Regions from separate parts of the Mus musculus genome. Here all the other regions are linked to region 1. Evidence: chromatin loops called from intact Hi-C (ENCODE). Cell type or tissue: heart. All regions are shown on one strand. Links, peaks and the distances in the headings refer to the core of each region. The heading gives the core; the rest is flanking DNA.

Region 1 (6,473 bases), core at 949-5,948:
CCAGTCACAATGGCTGAAGCTCTGCAGGGGACCAGGCAACCTGACCCAGGAGGAGAGGAGGAAGTCCAAGAAGAGATGGTGAGTATTTGGGGCAAAGGGGAAAAGTGGGGGCGACACTCAGTTTCGAGGTGCTCCTCTTCCCTTCTTCCTCTAAAGTTCCCAGTGGTCCTGGAGATACTAACAAATGAAATTCATAATGGTGGACCCAAAAGTTCCTGGAGCCTGTGACATGATATGGATACACACAGCATCTGAAGCTAACTCCCATTCCTCAAACAAACAGAGTATCCCTGGGTCCTCTTTTTTCCACCCAGGAACAACTAACTACCCAGAGAAACATGAGGCTCCAGGACTATTCACTACCTGCCTCCTGCTTTAGATCCTCAAGGCCCACACTGTATCATTTCATCCATCTTCAGGCCCTTTCTAGCTCCTATGAGTTCCTCTACTATCCTGAAGGGTCCAAGGTTTCAGCCTGCCACTCACCCTACCCCAGGGCTGTGGTTGCTCTCCTGTCCAAGCTCCTTTCTCCCTAACAGGCTGCCAGTCATCCCTATTTCAACCTACCTGACTTCACCCAGCCATCGCCGCCCTCCACTCCAGCCAGCCTCCCCTCCAAACATCACCATCGCTGTGGGCCCTCCAATGCCACCAAAGGCCTGTTTGTGGCCCTGCTGGGTGGAGGCCTGTCTGCTGGCTTCGTGGGCCCATTCTCCCGTATGGCTTACCAGACCTCCCAGTTGCCCTCGTTGGAGCTGCTCATCTTCCGATGCCTCTTCCACCTCCCCATTGCCTTGTTACTTAAGTTCCGTGGTGATCCACTGCTGGGACCTCCTGATGTTCGGGTTCGGGCCTTCCTCCATGCCATTCTTAATGTCCTCAGCATTGGTTGCGCCTACAGTGCTGTTCAGGTGGTGCCTGCCGGCAACGCAGTCACTGTCCGCAAAGGTTCTTCCACCGTGTGCTCTGCCCTCCTGGCACTCTGCCTCGAGAGCCAGGGTCTCAGTGGCTATGCCTGGTGTGGCCTGTTTGGCAGCACCCTTGGGCTAATCATCATCGTGGGACCTGGACTAGGGACACTGCAAGAAGGGACTACTGGCCTCTACACAGCCCTGGGCTATGTACTGGCTTTCCTGGGAGGACTGGCACTGTCACTGGGGCTGCAGATTTACCGCTCTCTACACTTCCCTTCCTGTCTACCAACTGTGGCCTTCCTTTTTGGCCTGGTGGGGCTAATGGTCTCTGTACCAGGCCTCTTTGTGCTGCAGACCCCTGTGCTACCCCAAGACACTCTAAGCTGGAGCTGTGTGGTGGCAGTGGGGCTCCTTGCATTGGTTTCCTTTGTATGTGTGAGCTATGCAGTCACCAAGGCCCACCCTGCCCTGGTATGTGCTGTCCTGCACTCTGAGGTCGTGGTAGCCCTCATGCTGCAGTATTACGTGCTCTATGAGACCGTGGCACCTTCTGACATCATGGGAGCAGGGGTTGTGTTGGGCAGCATTGCCATCATTACTGCCCAGAACCTCAGTTGTGATAAGGAAGGGCAAACGGAGGAATGAAATCAAACTTGAGGGGGGGAGGGGGGACAGGGGTAAATAGGAGAGATGGGAATAAAAACCATGGGAGAACAAATGCCTGGCAAAGAACTGGTGTGGAGGACCAGTGAGATAGCTCAGCAGATAGAGGCTAATGCTACCAAGCCTGATCTATATGGTAGATGGAGAGAACCGACTCCTACAGATTATTCTCTCTATACATTCGCTGTGGCGTGCTTACACACAAAATAAAAAATATATATTAAAGCAAAAAACTGGTGTGGAGAGAGATGCCCTAGGATTCAAGGGTGACTTGGGACTAAGTGGAGAGGAGAGACCGGGAGCATGTACAGGAACCAGGGTATGGAATTGGGGCTGGGAACAGGGAATAAGGGCATCACTCAGCAGCGAGGTCTCAGATCCAGAGGACTAAGGAAGCCTGGTAGTGGGTCAAGGGGATTAATCCCACAGGCAGGAAAGAGAAGAGCGCTGGAGATGAAGAACGAAGAATGCAGCTTGTCAGGCGAACAGCCAGCACTGGGGGAGGGGCGTGTTTCCTTTCCTTTGGAAGGTATTTTGCTTTCCTCAGTGGTGGTGCTCCCTGTCCGAGCGGTGATGTAACGCTGACATCAAGCATGAATGAATCACTGTGGTTGGCTGAGCAGTTGGCTTTGCTTTGAAAAGGAGTGGAAACATGCTCTTTTGGGAGATTCCCTTGAAACACTCAGCCGCCACCTTATTTCTGAAGTCGTCTGAAAGGTGTAGGGTTTCCTTGACCCCGAATTCCCCAAGACATCCCTATTCTGCCCCACCGCTAATCTGCTTTTCTCAGATTGTCACGGTCGCGTGATCTGCGGCTCCTGGGTAGCAGCCATTCTACTTTCAGAATAGGCCTCCGGGCTCGGGAAAAGCTTGGGCTGAACATCGAGCGCCAGGGCTCCGTAAAGCTATTAGAGCACAGGCGGTGCCCCAACGTCCTGGGGCCTCTCCACTAATAACGGCTACTTCCAATTGATTGGACGCGCCATCTTGCCTGCCTTATGCATATTCAGCGGTGAACTGAATATTCATGAACGAGGCCCGTCCCGTCCCTCCCTCCTTCCCCCCACCCCCGGAACCCGCTCCGGAGGACCCGAAGGGCCCCGCCTTCATTACCGATGCGTAGGACAAACCATTTTCCCGATGTGTGTGGGGGGATACTAATGAGAGACTTTAGCTGAAAATGAGCCTGAACTCCGAAGCTGAGTAAAAATGGCCTAACTTTATCCTCCGTTCTGTAAGTCCTCGGTTTGAGTGCACGGGAAACCCGAAAGGAGGACGACAGGACCAGGAACATTCTCCTCCTCCTGTCGCGTCAGAAAGAACACCCAACCAGGGAGCCGGAGCCCTAGCGTCAACAACTCCGCCGCGCGCGCTCCGTGTAGGCCGGTGCGGGCGGCCCCGTAGCGCAAGGGAGGGCGGGAAAGGAAGGGGCGGGACACAAGGGCGAATCTATAAAGGGCGTCACTCAGCCAGTTCTCTCCTCAGAAGCGCCGAGAGCGCGACCGGGACGGTTGGAGAAGAAGGTGGCTCCCGGAAGGGGGAGAGACAAACTGCCGTAACCTCTGCCGTTCAGGATCCCGGTTACTTATTTATTCGTTACCCCTTTTCTTCTTCCTCCCTCCCAAAACCTCCTCCTCTCCTCCCTTCTTTTGTTTCCTTTTTGGGAGCCGACGAATCTCCGGAAAGGGAGAAAAGGCTTTCTTTCAGCCCTTTTCGTTCCTCTGCCTTCCCCCCCCCTTCCCCCCTCCCCCACCTTTCCCTCCTCCAGCCTTTCCCTCCCTATCCCGGGAGGTCTTTCCTGGTGGCCGCCCGGACGGGTTCTGAGCACTTAGGCGGCGGTGGCGCAGGCTTTTTGTAGCGAGGTTTGCGCCTGCGCAGCGCGCCTGCCTCGCCATGCACGGGGGTGGCCCCCCCTCCGGGGACAGCGCATGCCCGCTGCGCACCATCAAGAGAGTGCAGTTCGGAGTCCTGAGTCCGGATGAATTGGTAAGATAGTCCGCCCGTCTCTCTGCTATGCCTTTGGCTGATGATCCTCTGGGAAGATGGGTCAGTGATGCTGATGTTGTGCGGGGGTCCAGCCTTCAAAAGTTAAATTATGCCAGGACTTAAACAAGCGAAATGCTATGCCTGAGATGAGTGCTTGACTGGACAGAGAAGAAAGATGTTTCCATACTTGAGCATTGCTGCGGTTCAACGAGACAGGGTTGAAAGTTGTACAGGAAGTGGATCCCCAGTTTTAGTTCTTTCACCAATATTGAGCATCCTGCTATGTGACAGTAATCAGACACTAGGAACACAGCTGCACAATAAATATAACAGAAACTCTACCTTCTAAAACACTATGGGAAAAACAGAGAAGAGAGCTTAAGAACAAAAAGAAATGAGCAAAAATAAGTACCTAGATTAAAGCAAAATGAGGAAATGCTGTAAGAAGTCACTGAAATTGAATGGTGTCAGGGTTTGGAAGACATACTTGCCAGGGATGGTGACATTCCCAAGTAATATCAGTCATCAGAGCTATTTTTTTAGGTGGAGGAAACAAGTGTCATGGGACTGAGAGGGAAATAAACTTGTATTCTAGAGACTGAAAAGCCAGTGTTGGGGCAGGCAGGGTTAGTGGGTGCGGAGAGTGCACTGAAGAAGCACGGGATATTGTAAATTACGCTCTAGAGAGTCCAAATTTCTGTTTTCAGTAGGAAACCACTGGGTAATTATAAAGGTGACAGTAGTAACTTATACACACACGCATGTACAGAAGCTCCGTAAAGAGCTGATGTGAAGTGGGTGAGGATAGACAAGGGATAGCTTTTGGAGACTTGGACTTCTTCCTCCTGAGAGGAATAGAGAGTGGAATTAAACAGCTGATTCTAGACTGAGGCAGTCCTGTTGGGGTAAGGGCTCAACTATAGCAGAACTCAAAAGAAAAAACAGAAAAACCTACATCAGGGCTGGTAAGATGGCTCAGCAGGTAAGAGAACTGACTGCTCTTCCGAAAGTCATGAGTTCAAATCCCAGCAACCATATGGTGGCTCACAACCATCTGTAATGAGATCTGATGCCCTTTTCTGGAGTGTCTGAAGTCAGCTACAGTGTACTTACATATAATAAATAAATCTTAAAAAAAAAAAAACAAAGCCCTACATCAGGTTTCTGGACATCCAAGACCTCACAGACCGACACAAAATAAATTCCAGATAATTAAAGTAATAAAACATTAAGAAAGAACAGGATTTTAGGGGAGCTGATACCAGAGGACAAACCTTACATTAATAAATAAAGGTAAATTTTCTGATGATCCTACAGTAAGCTAAGCATTGTACTAAAAGAGTAAGGCAGACATGGGCCACTTTTATCAGAGGCTCTAGAACAGAACTAAAATAAGTATATTGGGAAACAAATTTGTACTGTGATGGACAGGGTTTGATTTTTCAGGGTTTTGTTCTGTTTTGCTTTTGAAGCAGGGTCTCTGTATGTAGCACTGGCTATCCTGGAGCTCATAGCCCAGGCTGAATTTTGCTGGGACTGAAAGTCAGCCTTGTGCATGCTAGGCAAGTGCTCTTGACCACTTGGCTACATGTATTTGAAGCTCTTGGTATTTTGAAGCAGAATCTTGCTGTTCAGTTCAGGCTGCCCTGCAAATGGTGATTCTTCTGCCTTACCTTTCTGAGTGCTGAGAGCATAAGCCCATCTCACCTGGCGTGGTTAGACTTTTTTTTCCTTTAACAAATTAAAAATAAAAGGGGGTGGGGTGGGGCTGGAGAGATGGCTCAGTGGTTAAGAGCACTAACTGCTCTTCCAGAGGTCCTGAGTACACACACATGGTAGCTCACAACCATCTGTAATAGAAATTGATGCCCCTTTCTGGTGTGTCTGAAGACAACAGCAGTGTACTCATAAAATAAATCTTTTATTTTTTTAAAGGTTTCCTAATAACAAGTTAAAAAGAGTTTCTTAATCTGGTAGCAAAAATAATGAGAAGATGAGTGACCTCATGCATTATTGATAGAAGAATAAGTTGGTTAGCTTTTTGGAGATCATTCAGTCTTTAATATATGTATCTCTTGACCCAGCATCAAACCAAGAATTTATTTAATTTTTAAATTGAGACAGGGTTTCTTTGTATAGTTCTGGAACTTGCTCTGTAGACCAGGCTAGCCTCAACCTCACAGAGACCTGCATCCCAAGTGCTGCCACCACCACCTGGCCAGGCCAGCCTTTACCTTTACGATGGTACCTACCCACTGACCTCTGTTCTGAGTAGCCCTGCCTCAGTCTTCCAGTAGTTGTAGAGATGTTTTCATCATGGTCCTTCCCTTCATGGCATCCTCTCAGGAGGATCCAGACTCCTTGAAATTCTGCCCCTGCTTGCCTCTCCATCTTATTACCAGTCTCCTGGTAAATTAAAAAAATATTTTTAGATTAATTTATTTTATGAGTATTATTAATGTTTTGCCAGCATGCATGTATGTACACCACATGTGTCCCTGGTGCCTGAGAGTCAGAAGAGGGCATTGGGTCCCCTTAAACTGGAATTCTTGAAGGTAGTGAGCCACCATGTGGGTGATGGGAATAAAACCTAGGTCCTCTGCAAGAGCAACAAGTGCTTTTAACCACTCTGCCATTTCTCTAGCCCTTCTTGGTTTCCTTTTGCAACTCTGACCTGCTTAGCTTTTAACACTGCAAGTTTATTCTTGCTTCAGGGGCTATTTAATCAGTCTCTGCTGCTTAGAATAACACTGCCCAGACCTTATTGCCTGCTCTTCATGTCAGTGTGTTCTGTATTTAGATGTCTACTCTGACCATTTAAATAGCATCCTTCGTTCTGTAACCCCCTACCCTTTGTTTTACTTCAATAGCCTGCCACTGTTGGAGGATTAATTTTCTTAACTTTCTGTT
Region 2 (6,473 bases), core at 1,071-6,070, 80 kb before region 1:
TGTGTGAGGATGTTGGATCTCTGAGAACTGGAGTAACAGACAGTTCTGAGTCAACCATGTAGGTGCTGGGATTTGAACCTAGGTCCTCTGGGAAAGCAGCCAGAGCTCTTAACCACTGAGCCATCTTTCTAGCCTAAAGGGACGTATTTATTTTATAAAGGTGTGCACTTAGAAAAGTATGGATTCGGGAGAGATGGCTCAGCGCTAAGAGCACTAACTCTTCTCTCAAAGGTCCTGAGTTCAAATCCCAGCAACCATGTGGTGGCTCACAACCATCTCAATGAGATCTGACACCCTCTTCTGGTGTGTTTGAAAACAGCTACATTGTACTTACATATAATAATAAATAAATCTTGAAAAAAAAGAGAGAAAAGTATGGACTCTCCCTAAAGCCTGGCATTTTAGGTAATCTTGTTCAGTTTTGCCATTCTTGCTAGGCCCTCCTTGGTGAAGTGGAGCATGCTCACTGCCCAGTTGGCCCACTACTCTCTTCCTTCGCTCCTAGCAACCTGTATGCTTGTGTAGTAATAGTTTTTTAAGGTTTACTTATTTATTTTATATATCTGAATACAGTGTTGCTGTTTGCAGACACACCAGAAGAGGACATCAGATCCCATTATAGATGGGAGACACTGTGTGTTTGCTGGGATTCAAACTCAGGACCTCTGGAAGAGCAGCCAGTGCTCTTAACCTCTGAGCCTTCTCTCCAGCCCCACGTTTAGTTGTTTTTTTTAACTTTATTTTATTTTATTTTATTTATTATATGTAAGTACACTGTAGCTGTCTTCAGATCTCATTATGGGTGGTTGTGAGCCACCATGTGGTTGCTGGGATTTGAACTCAGGACCTCCAGAAGAGCAGTCAGTGCTCTTACCTGCTGAGCCATCTCACCAGCCCACGTTTAGTTGTTTTAAACCCAGCAGGTAAGGCGTTCCATGAGAGAAAGGACAGCACCTGTCTTGCCCATGTTGGCCCTCCTTGGTGTTTGCCACCCCATCAACACTGGCTTATTAAATGTCCCTTAAATGTCTGTCAGTTCTCGCCATTCTATGAGAATTAGTCAAGTATGCTTTGCAATTGTGTCTCTTTTTCCATCTTAGTTCAAACTTAGCAAGGAAGATCCAACCCTCCCCAGGTCTTCCTCACTCTCCGTTCACTGAAATGTCCTCCACACACTAGGGCTCCTTTAAGGATCATCTCAAGCACTGCAAAACATTTTTCGATGTCCAATACATCTGGGTTTTGAATCCCAACACAGTTTACACTAACTGCATGCCTGTTCGGTATTGCCATGGCTCTCACTTCTCAACTGTGTGGGCATGGAAAACATTTGTTTCACCAGGTGGACACTGTGGAAAAGAACATCCCTGGAATAACAGGGCTAAACCTCACCATCCTCACGTAACGAAATTCTAACAAAGGTGGGTGTACACACCTGTAATCTCAGCAACCAGGAGGCTAAGGAAGGAAGCACCTGGACATACAACTCAACAGAAGAAAAACTGCCCACCATTCCCAAGGCTCTGGGGTCAACCCTCAATATGGGGGAGTTTGGAGGGGAACTCCAATGAACTACATGAATGAAATTACTAAAATCTACATTCCCATGTGTTTTTTAAAAAAAGATTTGTTTATTATTATAAAAGCTAAGTACACTGTAGCTGACTTCAGATGCACCAGAAGAGAGCGTCAGATCTCATAACGGATGGTTGTGAGCCACCATGTAGTTGCTGGGATTTGAACTCAGGATCAGCAGTCGGCGCTCTTAACCACTGAGCCATCTCTCCAGCCCCTCATGTGCTCTTTAGGTAAGAGGCTCCATTAGTTCAAGCGCTCTTTATGAGCCCTACACACAATTACAACACCTTGTAAAGATTGGAATTCCAGAACCAGAGGATCTTTGTAGTTAGAAATGCAAATTCAAAGGTAGACTCTCTGCCCTCCCTTGCTCAATGTTAGATGAATAAAGACACCAAAGTTCTTTATATGCCTTTTTCTTTTAATTTCTTTTCTGCTTCAACATTGGCTCCTTCCCTCTGCGCCCAATTACCCAGAAAGGCCAGGACTGGGCGCTTAAACAAGAGACTTCAAAAAGCCAAGGCAAGCCAGCCCAAGATTAGCAGGCTCCCTCCCACAGGCCCCAGAGTCTGGATGCTGGTGTCTCCACTCAGAGCCTGGTAGTAGAAGCTGGTGCAGAATAAGGTAGTTCCAGAAGCTAACAGTAATCCTGCCTGGAAGAGGCAGAGAACAGAATACAGAATTTTAAGAACAAAGCAACATGAGGGAGTAAATGAGGTTTGATTTAAATTAGGCAAGGGAATTGGTTACCCAGACAGGTTTTCTGCAAGAGGGTACCCCTAACAGGGCCAGGCTGTGCAAAAAGTGGTGTTTGTTGGCCTTGTCAAAGAGCTGTAAGAAAAAGAGAAGAGAGAGATTTTCTAAGCAACATAGGACCGAAGTCCATTAACACTGTCACCTCTGACGGCTCAGTTTGCTGCTCCCCCAGGTCTTCAAGCCACAGGCCTGCAGTCCTTGCAGTAGAGACCTACACTTGACTGCCTTCCCATTCATCTCCCCACCCCCTCCCAGTTTAAGGACACCCAAACATCGCGCCAAGTCCAGGAGTCCCAGAACTGTTACTTCACCTCCTTCCCGTAGGCATCCGGAAACTGAGCGCCTGTAGAGAGATGCAAAACCAATCAGAACTGTATTGGCTTAGACCCTCTCAAACCCCAGGGGCACCTAAGTAGACACTGCATCCCTGGAAGCTTCTGACTGGTGGAAACAGATGTAGTACTGAGACGCTTTTGGACCTAAAGACAAACTTGAAGGTTCGGGGTTCCAAGGGATCTCTATTCCATAAAAGACAAGACACTTCCTATAGGTCCCTCCCCGCACCAGATCCCAAAGATTGCCCCCAGCCCAGCTGCATCCCACGTCCCCTGACCGTGTGCCCCGTAGGAGGCCAAACCCAAGGCCCCAGCTCCGGACAAGGCACCTAGGCGGCGGAAAGCAGCCCCTACCCCGGCCATAGCTGTGGGTGGTCACGCGCGGAACCAACACCGCCCTGACCACCCAACAAGCCAGCCAATCCCGATTGCCCATGCAAATAAGGTCCAAAAATGCCCAATCAGGGCTATGTTCATTTCAGAGCCCCGGTTCCCTTACAGACGCCTTTGTAAAACTTCTGTTGAATGGAGAAGATGTCTGGCGGGCGGAGAAACTAGAACCAATTAGGAGCGGAGGAGCGGAGCAGTGGGAGGCGGGGTTGAGGGTGGGACTAGAGGATTTGCGTCACGGATTGGCCCACTTTCCAAGTTGATCGCCTCTTCGACACCCCAACCCCACACCTCCAGCTAATTTGCAAAGATATCGGTCCCCCACAAAGTTCCACCCCTTTTTCTACAGGCTCCTCCTGTTCTGCTTCAAACCAGACCCACTCCTCAAAAGGGGCGGCCCCACGGATTTCTAAGCTCCACCTATTGCCATCAAACCCCTCCCATCCCACGATGGCTCCGCCTCTGTGCCTAGAGGCCCCGCCTTCTTCGTGTGATGCCCTGCCCTCTATAGTTCAGCTGTTCTCCCCCTTGCTAGACCCGGAGAGCCCAGAGGGTGGGAGATCCGGGGGGGCGGGGGGAGAGATGTCTTCACCCTGCTCTAGTTCGCTACGTCCATCCGTCCGTCTGTCCACTCCCACCCCTTTCACTGTCTTCAATCCCCCCCCACACTCCAGAGGGCGGGTGGGCAGGCGGGTGCAAGCGAGGGGTGTGCGCCGCTCTCTCGGCAGGGGGCGGGGGAGGCGGCCGCGCGGTGACGCGCGGGGCTGCTGCGGCTGCTCCGCCGGCGGATCATCACTCTCGAGCTGGGATGGACGCGGGGCGGGCGGGCCCTGGCGCGCAGAGCCAGGAGTCCGGGCCTCCTGGCTACTGAGCATTTCCCAAAGCCTCCCCTAGCCCTTGCCTTCCTTCCTAGGAGCCGCACCGACCTCTGCCTCGAGGCTCGGGACTCGGCCCCCGCCCTCTTCTGACTCCCCGGATCTCCCTCCCGCCCGCCCTCGGGATCGACTAGATCCCTCCCCCTCCCCGAGGATTCCGGCTGGATCCCTGCCCCTGCACCGCGGATTCTGCGCTCCGGGGCTCCGGGCCCCTAGGGATTGCCGTGGACTCCTCCTCCAGCACCCGATCCCTTAGGATCTGTCGCCTGAACCGCCTCCTGGTCCCTCGAAGCCATCCCAGAGAACCAGTGGATCTCCAATCTAGTCCTGTCCCATTGCTCCCTCCTGGCTCAGCCTTTCCCACTGCGGGGTTCCCTGTTCTTGAGCTCTCTCTGACCCTATACCCTAGCTTTCCTTTTCCTGGGGATCGACTGGATTCCGGCCCCGCCCCCCGGGGCTGGGGCGATCCCCCTCCCCCGCCGGGTGAGGCGCTGCAGGCGGGGGCTGGGCCTGCGGGGCCGCGGGGGCTCAGAGGCCGCCGCCCCCCTTCTGAAACCCGTCCGCCCCCCGCTCGGAGCCCTGGATGGAGGCACCACGGCCCCAGGGCTGATCCAGGTAGGAGCTAAGCCATGCTGGGTGGAGGGGGCTGCGCGGCGGTCCATTGGGGTCTTCCTCTTCCCATATTCCTCCCTGCGCCTGGTTTCCCTCAGCCTGCTCTGTCTGCGTGTCTCCGCCTAAGGATGCTCTCGCCGTGTCTCTGCGTCTTGGTCTCTTTGTCTCTGCCTCTCTCCAGTCCATGAATGATCCTTTGAATGGGCCCACAGACCCCGTGTGTTCCCATCTCCCCCTCCCCCTCCTTCTCCCCTTCCCGGCCAAGCCATTTTCCCCACTGCAGGAAGGGGGGGGGGCTGCGGCCTGAGCCCCCGTCCCTCAACTCTCCCCGGTTGGGGGAGTCGGGCCTGGGCTGGAATGGAAGAGCAAGGCAGAGGGATCGGGAGGAGGGGGGAGCAAGATGTGGCAGACAGAGATGAAGAGAGAAAATGGGGGAGAGAGTAATAGAAAAAAGGAGAGAGAGAGAGAGCACTTGAGGGAGAAAATCAGAGAAGGTATTTGGAGGAGAGAGCGATGAGAAACACCAAGGAGACAGAAATGAGAAAAGACTGAGGGGTGAGAGACTGAAGGCAAGAGCTGGAGCAAGCCAGTTAAGGCCAAGGAAAGATGCTCCAAGGGACCCTGTTCGGAGGAGAAAGATGGGGGGGGGGGGGCTCTAGTGGGAGGGGAAGAGAGAAAAGCTAGTTAGAGGAGAGGAGGCAAGGGGCCCAAAGTACCTTAAGGGAAAGGGGTGACTGAGGCAGGACATGATGGGAGAAGAGGGAAGAGATAGCAAGGCCCAGCCTGGCATAGGAAAAAGAGATTGGGGGGGGGTCAACTACAACCCCCCCTTCAGCTGATGGGAGAACAGGAGCCTAAAAGGACCTGAAAAGGGGAGGGCATGACTGGGTGTGAGTGGTGAGGACTCCTGTGTCCTCATCTCTGGAATAAATTGACACCTGCAGAGAGCCACCCGCGGGCTGGCGCCTGGCTCTGAAAAGCCCAGCGTCAGCAAACAGTCCTGAAGGGGGGGGTGCCAAGGGGGGGCTTACTGAAATGACCTGGGTGTCTGCCCTGCCTACCTTTTTACTGGTCCTGTTCCTGCTGCCTGGGTACCAGGGCAGCAGTAATACTGGGGACTGGCAAGGGGGAGGGGGACTGGGAAGGGGAGGGGGTGCTCCTGGGGTGAGAAGATATCTGAGGTTTGCCTCAGGACATAGGTCAAAATGCTGTGCAAAGAAGACCTCAGCCAGGGTCCAAGGCTCTTCCAGATTAGGTGGGGGGGTGTCAGTAAGCTTATTTGAGAAGCCAACCTCAGTACTGCTTCTCTTATCCCCCCTCCCCATCTGCCAAAGACCTGGTCAGTAGGGTTAGGCTCTGATGGGGCTAAGCAGGATGGGGGGAGGGGCATGTCTCTTAGGATTCTCTGTTCGCCTAGACTACCCTCCCCTCATATATACATATTTCTTCCTCTCTGATAAGATTGGGTGAAACTAGCGTTCTGACTCTTGTCCCTGTCCTCCCTCTCACGGCCCGAAGGGACTCAGCAACCAAGCAAGCCCCTTCCCCTCTTCCTCTAGACCACCCCCCTCCAGGGTTAAAGCTGCAGCCCGTTGCCGAGGTAACATTGCGGGGCAGCATCCTGTCGCCCAGCAACCGGCTGCAGGATCATGCATCTGTCCCTGGATTTGCCCCTTCAGCATCCCCTACTCACTCTAACCCCTGGCTATAGACACCCCAACTTCTAAGGGAAGACATGGAAGGGCCTGGGGAGAAAAGGACCCCAAGTGCACAGATCTTTAGGGAATGGTACACTGATGGGGACAGAAGGTACTGGGGTTTGTACAGTCCTGAGAAGGCCCAGAGGCTGGCCTGGGGTGGGGGTTCAGCGCCATGAAATTACAGCTCAGGAGTAATTAACACGTATAAACAAACCCGCCACTTCCTG
Region 3 (6,473 bases), core at 137-5,136, 89 kb before region 1:
AAGTAATTTCCTTCTACCTCCTGTTCATCCTCTTCCTGCCTCTTCCTGCAGCTGCAGGGAACTTCCTGCAGCCTAGTCCCGGGCTCAGCAAAGTCTACTGCTGCCAACTCTGCAGTCCTGAGAGTGTGCCTCACGCATGGACCATTCAGGATTGTGTGAAAGGGACACTGACTCCCTGAGAACCCCATAGCGTACACATTCCCATCGCGGAGATCACACAATTATCTCCTCTCCAACCGGTTCTCGGCCACAAAAACTGCCTCTGACTACTAAGGTGACTCACTTTTTAAAAGGCAACCTTAGGTGAAGCACCTCTACTGGATGAAACCTGTTGTTTCTCCCTTATCAGAATGGGGACTCATCCCTTAAAGAACTCAAGAGTCCGAGCAGTGCTAGGAGCCAGAGAGTCTCCCAACCCTCACTCTGGAGTCTTTACCAGCTGGGTTCCTCTGGTCCTGGGTTGGTGAGAGGAAGTCTCTGGGAGAAGGACATCACCTGGACTTCTGGTTAGATGGGTCATTTGGACTTCTAGGTTTCCAGGCCAAGCCAAGGGTTAAATTATGAAAGGGTCTATGCTTACAGATAAGCACAGGGGCTACCTGGGTCGAGCCCATGGCAAATGTATGCAGTGGAAGACTGGGAGATAACAGTCCTCCACTTTAGATGCAGGCTGGCCTCAGATGCTCCCTAAGGCCCTGCAGGGCTGTAGGGAACATGCAGTCTTGGACTGAAGAAGACATTTTTGGTTTCAGACAGGTCTTGACCTTAAGTCATCCGTTAGCACGGAGGCTACTGCCTTTTCTTCTTGTTTTTCTAATTACATTGACTGATTGAATGATTGCTTGGTTGATTGATTGCGTGCACCATGGCATGTGTGTGGGGAGGACAGTTTGCAGGAACTGTCTTCTACAATATGGGACTCATGGCTAGGGCCCAGGTTGTCAAACTTGGTGGCAAGTACCTTCACCCTCTGAGCCAGCTCATCGCCCCCAATCTTGGTTTGTGAAGAGCCTAGAAATCACCGCCCCCTAATTCATAATACCTCAAAGTTGGTGTCTGTACCACAGCCACAAGTCCAGCAAGGCCCTACAACTCGTAGAACAGGTTGGCGATCAGCATCCAGGATGGAAAACTTAGGAAGGAAGGGATGCCAGGTCTGTAGCACATGGCCAATGGTGGTGCCAGGTGGAGCCTGGACTTCCATCTGGAAAGGGAAGCAGACAGGATTACTGTCAAGCCAGGACACCTTGGCCAGCGCTCTTCACTGGTGCCAGCTGTCTTCTGACTGTTCAGACCCTCAACTAAACCGCCCCCACTCCTATTAAAGCCACAACTCTTTCTGCGCTGCTTACCATACACTGCCCACCAACCACCCCAAAACCTGCCATGCCCACCTCCTGAAGACCACAGGGGCAGCAGCTGCAGCCACAATGAAGTGGGCGGAGGAGCCGGAGCACCTCGCGGTCCCCAGGGTCCGCTAGGCGGATTCGAAATGGTCGGCGGGCACCACAGCACAGGCGGGCACAACAGTTGCTCTCTTCAGCTGCCTGACCCAGTTGCTGTCCGGTTCCGGAGCGAAGTTCATACATATTACAGGTCTCCCAGCCTAGGAACGCTGGGAAGGGCAACACGCTGAGGCTCGGGGGCCACCTGCCCAGAAGCTAACCACTGCCATAAAGATCATGAAGCCCATCTTGCTCCATCCATCTCCTACTCACTTTCCACTCGTTCAGCCTTCTGATGAATCAAGATTTGATCAATCTGTAAAGAGTTAAGAGCAGCGTTGACCTTATCCGTCACCTCGAACTTCAGTTCTCCTCCCAGCCATCCTCTCTCTCACTCACCTGCACTAGGAATTCGAGGCCAGGAGGCACCCCTGGCAATGGCACGAAAGGAGCAGGAGGCCCTGGAGCCACTGGGCCTGGCGAGGGGAAGAGAGCGAAGCCGGGAGCAGGGGCAGGCACCTGGGTGGGCACTGGAGCTTGTCCCGGTCCAGGATGCAGAGCCACCGGCTCTGGATACCCAGATGGCACGGGGTAGGGAGGTGGGGGTGAAGGGGCATAGCCTTTGGGGGGCAAGTAGCCTGTAGGGGAGCAGGAGTAGATTAGAAAGTTATCTGTGGACTCTTCTTTCACAGCCCAAGGACCAGGAGCACCCGCGGAAAACGTAAGAAGAGGCAGAGAATGATGGGGCGGAGGGGCAGGGCGGTGGCTCCCCAGGAGGAAGGGAGGGCCCCACGCAGCCAGTCTGAGCACATTCCTGGAGAATGTGTTCGACACCCGGCACCCAATTTCGTGGGGGCAGGGGGGAATAATGGAGACCCCAACCTAGCGTCAACGTACCTGCCATGGGAATCAGGAGGGGAGTCTTGGGCTTTTGGCGTAGGGGAGACTTAGTTCTGGAGTGGGACAAGCTCGGGAACAGCTAGACAGACACAGAAACAAAGACGGACAGGCAGAGGCGAAGAGGTAGCTGCGCCCAGTACGGGCCCAGGGTCTCTAGGGCGGCACCTAAGACTCGGGGAGAAACCGAAAGTGTCAGCGGGCGGGGCGGGGTACCTAGGACCCTGAATTTTCTTAGGGGCCCCAGGACCGCCCCCTCCCTTTGTTCTCCCATTTTTTCTACGGAGATGGCTGTTGGCAGACGGCAGGGCAGATGGTCCTGAGGTCAGACAGATGACCTGACCCCGAGGAAAGTCTCCTTAACCCCTCTATGGTCCGGCTCACCTGAAGCCCCCAGAATAAGTCGGGGGGCCACGCACTCCGGGGCTCACAGGCGCTGGTGGAGGCGGGCCCAGATCTGACCCCACCCCCGGGTCGCCTAAGTCCCGCCCCCCAGTCCGGGCGGGGCGACTGCGCAGAAAGCAGGCGCTTCTCCTCCCCCGGGGCCGCGGACCTTGGACCTTGTGCGCTTTGTTCACCGTGGTTCCGCCCCTTCCGCTCCGACTGCAGAGGCTTGGAGACCTGGCCTGTTGGAGGGTGATTGCGGCCCTATCCCCAGCAGCAAGACCCTCGCCTTTTCCGCGGGTTGCTGCTCTGCCTCCCCACCGCGTGGCTGCTCCGGTCCCCGGGATCCTCCTCCCAAGGGCGGGGCGGGCCTCGCTGACGCAGCGGAACACCATTCACACTCATTCCTTGCCTCCCAGACTTGGCTCGGTGTTCTTCTCAGGGCGACCTCGCTGTGTTCTCCCCCTGTCACAGCGTTGACCCACTCAGTCACCTCTCAGTTCAGGCACGCCCATTACACGCGTGACAGACTTTCAAAAGGTAACAGTAATGAATGTGCATGAGGTAAGGCTCAGGGAAAGACACTTGAACAGAACAGGCCCTCCATTCCCCAGTATGGAGGCAAAACATGCAATCCCAGCGTTTGGGAAAGGAGAGGCAAGAGGAGAGTCACAAGTATGAGGCCAGTCTGTTTTACATAGTTCCAGACCAAGTCAGGGCTACAATAGGGAGACTCTCTCAAAAGACTCCTTTCCTCAAAAGAAGATAGCATAGTATCTGGGCAGGTGTGGAGGATCGCGAGTTCCAGGTCAGCTTGGGAGTGACCTGGGTCACTAGGGGAGATATTAAAGAAACAAAGCCGAAACTAGCCCATCACTTGTGCCTGGGTCTTAACTTCCTATCAATTGTATATTAGTGCTTGGGGTGCAGACTAGGGATTCTTAGAATTCTAGTTTTTATTGTACAGCCTAAACTGAGAACTACTGTGTCAGAACAACCCAGGAGGCTGTGGGCAGGCCAAGGTAAGGGAGAGGTTCTTACAGAAATCTGGTCCTACTGTGGTGGATTGCACCAGAGACCAGGGCAGTGAGGCAGTGTTGATGTGTATATGAGGGAACATGACTTCATTATGCCTCAGAGATAGGATGTAAGGAGAAAATTGCAAGTTGAGTCATGCTAGGCCTCTGAGACCCTTCTGCACAGCACAGACCCCTCCTCCCCCTTGCCTTGCTGTGCTATGTCATTTACTGCCTGCCCGTGCAATCCCTGGCTTCATATATCTTGGTCTCTCTGTTGACCTTTCACCTCTAAGATCCCGTTCCTTTGGGGGTACTTCTTACTAGTGCTGAAAACCCAGCAAATGAGCGGAAGGAAGCTTTAACTGTCCCCAAATGCCAAATAAGCCCACTTCAGTGTAAGGTTGAGCACAGAGCAATGGGTGGTCTTACCAACAAGGGCCATGTTTCCACTGCTGAGGTCTGCATTCTTTTTTTTTCTTTCTTTCTTTTTTATTAGGTATTTTTCTCGTTTACATTTCCAATGCTATCCCAAAAGTCCCCCATACCCACCCCCCCAATCCCCTACCCACCCACTCCCTCTTTTTGGTCCTGGCATTTCCCTGTACTGGGGCATATAAAGTTTGCAAGTCCAAAGGGCCTCTCTTTCCAGTGATGGCTGACTAGGCCATCTTTTGATACATATGCAGCTAGAGACAAGAGCTCCAGGGTACTGGTTAGTTCATATTGTTGTTCCACCTATAGGGTTGCAGTTCCCTTTAGCTCCTTGGGTACTTTCTCTAGCTCCTCCATTGGGGGCCCTGTGACCCATCCAATAGCTGACTGTGAGCATCCACTTCTGTGTTTGCTAGGCCCCGGCATAGTCTCACAAGAAACAGCGAGGTCTGCATTCTTAATTTTACTATGTCTATAGGGTGTCATGCCCGAGTGTATGACTCCATAACAGGTGCATGCAGTGCTCAGAAGAAGGTGTCGTCGCGTCCCCTGGAACTGGACGTTCAGAGAGCTGGGAGCTGCCATATGGGTGCTGGGAATCAAACCCAGGTCCTTTGGAAGAGCAGTCAGGGCTTTGATCCCCTAGGCCATCTCTCTTGCTCCTGGAATCTGAACATCTTGGAAGATTTGAACTCTAGGAGATGAGAGAGGAGAATGTTCTAGTCTTTTGTTTAAGACAGGTCTTATTATGTGGCTTTGGCTATCCTGGAATTCACTATGTAGCCCAGGTTAGCCTCCAACTAACAGAGATATACCTGTCTCTACCTCTGGTGTGCTGAGATTAAAGGCTTGCACCACTTTGCCCTGCTATGTTGTTCATTCCACTAATAAACCTAACTACAGCCTGGCATAATGGCTCATACCTTTCATCCCAGCACTCAGGAAGCAGAGACAAGGCCGGCCTGGTCTACATAGTGAGTTCTAGTCAGCCAGGCTACACGGTGGGGGCTGGAGTTTGAAAAAAGAACACCTGTGATGGGATCCCATGCCCTCTTCTGTCTTCTGGTCAGAAGACAGCTACAATGTACTCATATAAATAAAACTTAACAAACAAAAGAAAACAAAAGAAAAAGAAACCTGCCCCTGGCACGTTTAAGAATTGACCCAAATGGATTCTTCCTAACAATATTATCTTCACAGCTCCCTCACCCAGTGTGTGTGTGTGTGTGTGTGTGTGTGTGTGTGTGTGTGTGTGTGTTCCCGAGCTGGGGCACAAGCACATGTGTGCCTGTGCTGTGTTCCAGCCTTTGGCTACGTTTTTTGTTGTTGTTGGTTGTTTTGTTTTGTTTTGTTTTGTTTTGTTTTGTTTTGTTTTGTTTGAGAAAGGGTTTCTCTGTGTAGCCCTGGCTGTCCTGGAACTCACTCTGTAGACCAGGCTGGCCTCGAATTCAGAAATCCGCCTGCCTCTGCCTCCCAAGTGCTGGGATTAAAGGCTTGTGCCACCACTGCCCGGCCCTGTCCAAGTTTTATCATCCTCTTGACCTATGTAGTAGGTCACTCTCAACCCAATCCTGTTTTAGACAGAGCCCCGTGAAGGCTGTGAAGCATTTGACAACTTCATTGTGGTTTGAAGCCTGGTGAACCAAATCCTTGCTTGCCTTCCTTACCTGGGCTTTGTGCTCCCTTCAAATTATGCAGTTCAGTCCTTTATGGGAAACTAACAGATCTGGGAAATGCCCTGGGCCCCACTGAAAGCTCTGGCCCACAGATCCCTTCCTCTGGCTCCCACCCATAGACTCCGTATGTTAGCCCTGGATGCCTGTGCCTTGCTGTCATGCCTGGCGTTCTCTCACTAATGCACACCCTTGCTCAGAGTGGGCCTGAGACATTTCCATAAACCAGGCCTATAATCTCAGCACTTGGAAGATGGAGGCAGAGGATCAAAAGTTCAAGGTCATCCATGGATACACAGCAAATGTGAGGCCCACCATGGGCTGCATGAGACCACTTCACACGAACAATGACGTTTTCAGTTAGAAGCTCGCATTGACTCAGATGTTTGAACACTTGTTCTTCAGTGGGTGGAACTGTTCGTTTAGGGAGAACTAGGAAGTGTGGTCTTGTTGGAGGTGGAGTTTCAGTGCAGGAAAGCTTTGAGGTTTCAAAAGTCCACATCACTTCCAGTTAGTTCTCTGCTTAGTACTTGTAGATGGAGATGTGAGCTCTTAGCTACTGCCCCAGTACCACTTTTGCCTGCCTGCCTGCTGCCATGCTCCCTGCTATGATGGTCATGGAC

The links. Hi-C counts contacts between places; a loop is a spot of excess contacts. Peaks named below come from ENCODE experiments on the same cell type or tissue, not always from the same donor. Only the 100,000 strongest peaks of a DNase experiment are listed, where the experiment ranks them.
Region 2: it touches region 1 in a loop (4-fold over the local background); 10 of 42 quality-filtered maps call a loop at or near these places.
Region 3: it touches region 1 in a loop (3-fold over the local background); 10 of 42 quality-filtered maps call a loop at or near these places.

Annotation. Positions count from the first base shown.
Region 1 is chr11:69,755,221-69,761,693 of GRCm38, reverse strand. Polr2a (polymerase (RNA) II (DNA directed) polypeptide A) reads left to right here and starts at 3,061. Exons shown (of 29, transcript NM_001291068.1): 1 at 3,061-3,563. The coding sequence starts at 3,471. It overlaps Slc35g3 (solute carrier family 35, member G3), which reads left to right. Exons shown (of 2, transcript NM_019871.2): 1 at 1-78; 2 at 540-1,810. The coding sequence starts at 10. The coding sequence ends at 1,559. In heart, for the core only: no CTCF peak of the experiment used is centred there; DNase peaks (open chromatin) are centred at 2,103, 2,563, 3,003, 3,423 and 1 weaker place; H3K4me3 peaks cover 4,382 bases; H3K27ac peaks cover 3,810 bases.
Region 2 is chr11:69,835,124-69,841,596 of GRCm38, reverse strand. Nlgn2 (neuroligin 2) reads left to right here and starts at 3,813. Exons shown (of 8, transcript NM_001364137.1): 1 at 3,813-4,549. It overlaps Tmem256 (transmembrane protein 256), which reads right to left and starts at 3,072. Exons shown (of 4, transcript NM_026982.1): 1 at 2,948-3,072; 2 at 2,646-2,677; 3 at 2,329-2,409; 4 at 2,039-2,231. The coding sequence starts at 3,032. The coding sequence ends at 2,088. In heart, for the core only: a CTCF peak has its summit at 3,754; DNase peaks (open chromatin) are centred at 3,156, 4,236, 4,836 and 5,466; H3K4me3 peaks cover 4,066 bases; H3K27ac peaks cover 3,119 bases; H3K27me3 peaks cover 1,586 bases.
Region 3 is chr11:69,842,945-69,849,417 of GRCm38, reverse strand. Plscr3 (phospholipid scramblase 3) reads right to left here and starts at 2,801. Exons shown (of 8, transcript NM_023564.4): 1 at 2,727-2,801; 2 at 2,343-2,510; 3 at 1,845-2,083; 4 at 1,719-1,761; 5 at 1,395-1,615; 6 at 1,043-1,204. The coding sequence starts at 2,349. In heart, for the core only: no CTCF peak of the experiment used is centred there; DNase peaks (open chromatin) are centred at 1,352, 1,947, 2,307 and 2,997; H3K4me3 peaks cover 2,754 bases; H3K27ac peaks cover 2,588 bases.